2 separate regions of the Homo sapiens genome follow, and region 2 is linked to region 1. A link is a loop called in an ENCODE intact Hi-C map of the cell type or tissue named here. Cell type or tissue: ovary. All regions are shown on one strand. Each heading gives the region's core, and the rest is flanking DNA. Links, peaks and the distances in the headings are about the cores only.

Region 1 (2,914 bases), core at 297-2,796:
TTTACTTCTCTTTCTTCTCTTCTGCTCCATGACATCACTTTCTTAATGATGTCTTTTGATCAACAGAAGTTTCTCATTTTAATACAGTTCAGTTAATCTATCTTTTCCTCCATGGTTGAAGCATTTACCGGAAAGTTTTAAAAACCTTTCCCTACACCAAGGCCATGAAAGTATTCTCTTGTAGGAGCTTTATTGTTTTGTCTTTCACATTTAAATCTACAATTCACTTGGAATTGGTTTTTATGTGTGGTGTGAGATAGGGTCAAGTTTCACATTTTTTTCACATGGGTATCCAATTTACCCAACTCCAGATACTGAAAAGACAATGTTTTTCCCACTCTGTTACGCATCTTTTATTATCAATCAACTGTACCTATATGTCTGTTTCTAGATTTTCTATTCTGTTCTCCTGGTCTATTTGTCTATCTGTGCACCAATAATACAATGACTTAACTATTGTAGCTTGGTAAATTTTGATATCTGATAGAAAAACTCCTCCTAAATTTGCCCATACTGTACCTTATCACACTGTAATACAATTCCCTGTTTACTGGTGTGAAAGATGAGCGTCAACATTTACTTGCCAAGACTTACTTAACAGATTTACTTACAAAACTTTACAGATTTTCTGTAACTGATCTTATTTTACTTTAAAGCCCTTCATGTCTACTGTAAGTCTATTGCTGTCTTTGGGTTTTTGTTGTTGTTGTTGTTATTCCATTTTCTTCATTAGTAGTTTGTTAATTATGCATTATTCAACTATTTTGATTGGTTTTCTTAGAGATAAAAGCATGCATCCACAAGTCTAATATAAATTGGTACTTTCACCATGCCCAGGATCTTAGAACACTTTAATTCCATTTATTCTTCTGTTTTTGTGTATCGTGGCATATTTTAATTTATATTTTAAAACACATTAAAAAGTGTTATTGCATTATTTCATATTGCCAACATTCATTTAGATTTACTTACATATATAATTTTTCTGGGTTTCTTTACTTTTTCCTGCATGTCTGTGATTCTATCTGGGATCATTTTCATCTCCCTTTAGCATTTCCTAATTTGGTTCTACTGGTGACAGATTATCTCTGATTTTTGGTGTCTACATGATGAATTAATCTCAGATTCATTTTTGAAAGATATTTTACTGAGTACAGAATTCTAAATTGGTTGTTATATTCTTACAGCATTGTGAAAATACTAGTCTGTTGACCTTTGGCTGCTTTATTTCTGTGGAGAAGTCAGCTGTCTGTCTTATGGTTGCTTCTTTTAAGACATGTCTTTTTTCTCTAGATGTTTTTAGGATTTGTCTTTTTGGTTTTCAGCAGTTTTGGTCTGATATGCCTAGGGGTGTGTGCGTGTGTGTGTGTGTGTGTGTGTGTGTGTATTCTTTTGGGGTACCCAGAGCTTCTTAATCTATAATTTGATTTCTTTAATTAGTTTTGGACAATTCCCAATGTTTATCCCTTAAAATTTACTTCTGTCCTATTCTCTTTCTCTTCTCCTTCTGGGACACCAGTTATATGTATAATACCTTTTCATCACATATTTTTTGTTTCTTCTGCTCTTTTCTTCATTTTCTATCCTTTTGATTCTGTCCTTCAGTTGGAAATTTTCTTCCATCTTCCAGTTCACTAATCCTGTCTTCAACTGAATGTAATTTGTTTATAAACACAGCCATCAAATTCTTAATTTCATATACTGTGGTTTTAGTTACAAATTTAACATTTAGTTTTTTTAATATACTTTCTGGTTTCTGCCAGAATTCTTTATCTTATTATTTAACTCCATGAATTTATCTATTATGGTTATTTTAAAATCTGTTTCCAGTAATTTTCAAATTTGGATATTCTGTGAACTTCTTTTCTTTTTTAAATTTTTATTATTTTTAAAACAAATTTTACTGTGTATATTTGAGGTTTGCAACATGATGTTATGGCATACATATAGATAGTAAAATGATTATAGTGAAGCAAATTAACTTATCTGCATCTCACATAGTTACTGTGAGTTCATTTATGTTATTTATTTTTTCTCTTGGCTTTTGTTTGGATCTTGTCTTTTGGCAAGGCTTATTGGTTTTGCTGGATGTCATATGAAAAATAGCAGAAATTAATTTGAAATTCTGAACAATGCTGTCTTCCTTCAGAGAGGATTTGCTTTTACTTCCTGCCAGCCTGAGGCTAAGAGCAATTCACCCTAATTCATTCAGGATTCAATATGACTTTAGTCATCATGAGTACTGGCCTATTTTCTCTTCACTCATACCACTAGGGTGTAGCTCTTTTGTATTTCAACCAAAAGCCTGGGTTTTTAAAATCAAGACTTATCTTTTTTTTTTTTTTTTTTCCCCAAGACAGAGTCTCGCTCTGTTGCCCAGGCTGGAGTGCAGTGGCACAATCTTGGCTCATTGCAATCTCTGCCTTCCAGGTTCAAGAGATTCTCCTGCCTCAGCCTCCCAAGTAGCTGAGACTGTAGGCATGCACTACCATGCCTGCCTAATTTTTGTATTTTTTAGTAGAGACGGGGTTTTACCATGTTGGTCAGGCTGGTCTTGAACTCCTGGCCTCAAGTGATCCACCCGCTTCAGCTTCCCAAAACGCTGGGATTACAGGCGTGAGCCACTGCGCCTGGCAGAGAGCTATCCTCTTAAATTGTCTCTAAACTTCGCTTGTATGTCCTGAACCTCGTGAGACTGTGAGATGCTCTGCTCAGTTTCTCAGTCTCTTGGCAAGTCAGCTAGGGTAATTTGGTCCCAAATTGCTGGCTCCCCATCAGTCAAGGGGAAAAGTGGTCCCACATTTCTGGCTCACCTTTCTTGGCTTACTTCTGGATTTTTCCCCACAAATTCTTGCTTCCTCAATTGCTTTCTGATGCCTTCAAGCAGTATTGTTTTTTTAAAATTATTTTTTTC
Region 2 (2,914 bases), core at 182-2,681, 220 kb before region 1:
TATCTAAACTAGGTTTAAGTTGTCTTAATTTCAGGTGTGTACATGTCTTTTCTCTCTAATTAACTGAAAATTCCTTGAATACGAAAACCAGATGCATCTTTCCTTCTTTCTCTCCTCCCCACAGCCTTGCACAAGTCCAGAAATCTGCTCATTTTTTCCCCATGTTCAGACATTCATTCATTCTCTTAATCCACAGGCACGTGCCAATTGCCTGCAGGTGCCTGATGCTGCGCTTGGCTCCAGAGCGCAGATTCCGAGAGTAACAGGACACATCCTTGCCCCCGCGTGGCTCAAGGGGCCAGGGGAAACAGATTGGCGTAACTACTATTGTGACAATACTATGCACAACTGGCCCCAGAGCTGTCCCAGTCATGGAGCTGTGTTGTGGGACACACACGGGCATGTCCCCGCCCCTGGCCCTGGGACACTGTGGCAGTGACCACTCCCTCACTTCCTTCAGGTCTCTGCTCCAACGCCCCTTTGCCATGGAGGCCTTCCCTGACCACTCCCCTTCGCTCCCTCTCCCCTTACCCTGCCCTGTGTTTCTCCACAGCGCCATTACCACCTGACAGTACATTTCTTTATTGTCTTTGCAATTCTGTGAAGCAGAGATCTTGTGCTTGGCACAGATGGTTGGAAGGAAGGAAGGAAGGAAGGAAAGAAGGAAGGGAGAGAGGGAGGGAGGGAGGAAAGGGAAAGAGAGTTAAGAAAGGAAGGAAGATACTGTGAGTCACCAACCCTGAGCAATCTGAAAAGAGTTTCCCTGGGCTGAGAAGACAGGAACAAGCAGTTCAGGCAAAAGGAACCTGCAAAGTCAAGGAGGCCGGAAGAAACCACAGTGCAAAGTGCTAAGAGTTTGGAGCAGAGAGGCAGGAGGTAAGGCCAGAGAGGTGGGTGGGGACATCTTCTGAAGGGGCTTGAGGCCAGCAAAGTCCTTGGGCTGTAGGAAGGATCTAGAGCAGTACAGCAAAGGACCGGGAAGAAGGCGTGCTGGAACAGAGAGAGATGGAGACTGAACAGAGGCTTGCTGGCAAGGGCCTACTTGATCTAGCAGCTTTCAGATGGTGCCAGCAGAGCGGGGAGGCAAAAGAGTCCCCAAGCAGAGGGTCCAGCTGGGGTAGTGTCTGGGGGGCTTCGTGGAGGAGGTAGGTGAGCCCTGTGCAGGCCATACCAGAAGGAAAGCAAGTGTGGCATTCAGGTGGGCCCTTGGTGCATCTCAATCAGCAGGACAGTGGGAAAAGAGAGAGAGCGCGTAAGGTCCCAGAGGCAAGCTCTCTGAGGCTGACGGCGCCCGCTCCTCCCATCTCTGCTTTCCAGATAAACATGCTCCCCTTCCACCCCCACCATGGACTTACGCTAATAATCCAGCCAGGAAATTCCCGCTTAGACAGGAACCCACCTTCCAGGGCTTTACAACCAGACCTTCCTCTCATTACCTATCCCCGACCCTGGCTCCCACCCCTCCTGAATTGGCCTTGAGTGGTCTCCGCCCATCCCCACCCCTGCCATGCCTGTTGCCATCTCAAGGCCAGGATGCGTCCCAGACACAACTCAGCCCCCACCTCTCGTTAGCCTTGGAGGAACACTGGCGTTTGCTCTCTCCGGGCTCAGCACTGCCTAGGGGAGAAGAAGGTGCAGGGGCTGGGTTTCCTCCCATCTTTTTGTAGCCCTCTGGGCTGTACTGCCCTGTCCATCCCCCCTTTTCTACCCCCACAAAGTAGAGGAGGGCAAGATTCACCCCAGCGCAGGGTTCTCTCCCTCAGGACTCCTGCCAAGAAGTAGATGCCTGGTAAGGGCACAACCTGTCCAGAAATGAGGAAGTCCGTGGAAGCCACCCCACCCCACCCCACCCCACTTAGAGGGCTAGGGAAGATACATTATACTTATATAGCACTGCTCCTTACAGCTCTAAAGTCACTTTTTGGTGCAAAAACATGAAAATGTATTATGTATGACTTGGTATCACATTTGATAAATTTAGATAGTTTTTCAGAAAAGCAAACCAATAACACCTCACTGAGAGACAAGAAATTCCCTTTCCCCCAAATTTCCAAGTTATTTTCACAGCCTTCCCAGCTCTCCTTTGGAGAGAGGAGAGGCAGAGACACCCCTGCTCCCCAGGAGCAGGCTCTGGGGAGAGGCTGTGAAGCCGCTCTTCTGGTGCAGGCACACCCGGCCCTCCGTGGGATGTCAAATTGATTAACTTCATCATGGTCGTGAGCTCCCTAATGTTTTTCTTTGAAATGTCTCGGCTCTAAACGATCGTGACCCAAGGCAATTTACAGTTACTTCCATTTTTTTTAATGAAGTCTGATTTAATAGTCGGAATGGTTAATGGCCTCGTCTGTCACACATAATAAAACAGAGCCTAATTGTATTTTAAAAAGGCCCTTTTGGTATGAACAGAAGGAACAACTTGATTGAATTGTGAGAGAGGGCTTTGGGGTGTGCTAAGATGTCTTCCCAAGGGCGCCAGACACTTTCTTCCTGAGTCGCCATCAACCCCTCCCGCCCACTCCCCACATAGTTCTTTTTACTAAAGGAATTTCATAACTCTCCCAACCAGTCATGACCCATGGCTGTCTGCAGCTTCCTTGCAAAACCCCATCGAGGGCTCCCAGGACTTCACACACCCTCCCATAATTACAGCCCTCCAGGCCCTCCCACAGAAGCAAATGGCCTGACACCCATTTTACACTTGGGAAAACAGAGGCTGGCTGGCTGGACTTGCTGAGAGCCCCAGGGCAGGGAGTCAGTGCCTCGGTGGACCCTGTTGCCAGCTGGCACTCCCCACCCGGCCAGATGGCCTGCATGCCCTCCTCCACTGTGGCAGAATGAGGCCCACGAGCCAGGCCAGGCATCATGCAAACTATCCTCTCCGAATCACTGTGGTCAACCCCTGAATCCAAAACCC

The links. A loop is a pair of places that touch in the nucleus more often than their neighbours do. Peaks named below come from ENCODE experiments on the same cell type or tissue, not always from the same donor. Only the 100,000 strongest peaks of a DNase experiment are listed, where the experiment ranks them.
Region 2: it touches region 1 in a loop (2.4-fold over the local background); 1 of 110 quality-filtered maps calls a loop at or near these places.

The regions. Positions count from the first base shown.
Region 1 is chr18:48,013,501-48,016,414 of GRCh38, forward strand. No RefSeq gene overlaps it. Among named protein-coding and RNA genes, the nearest start is that of SMAD2, 84 kb to the left of the region's middle. In ovary, for the core only: no CTCF peak of the experiment used is centred there; no DNase peak of the experiment used is centred there.
Region 2 is chr18:47,798,160-47,801,073 of GRCh38, forward strand. No RefSeq gene overlaps it. Among named protein-coding and RNA genes, the nearest start is that of SMAD2, 130 kb to the right of the region's middle. In ovary, for the core only: no CTCF peak of the experiment used is centred there; a DNase peak (open chromatin) is centred at 1,452; H3K4me3 peaks cover 1,010 bases; H3K27ac peaks cover 2,070 bases.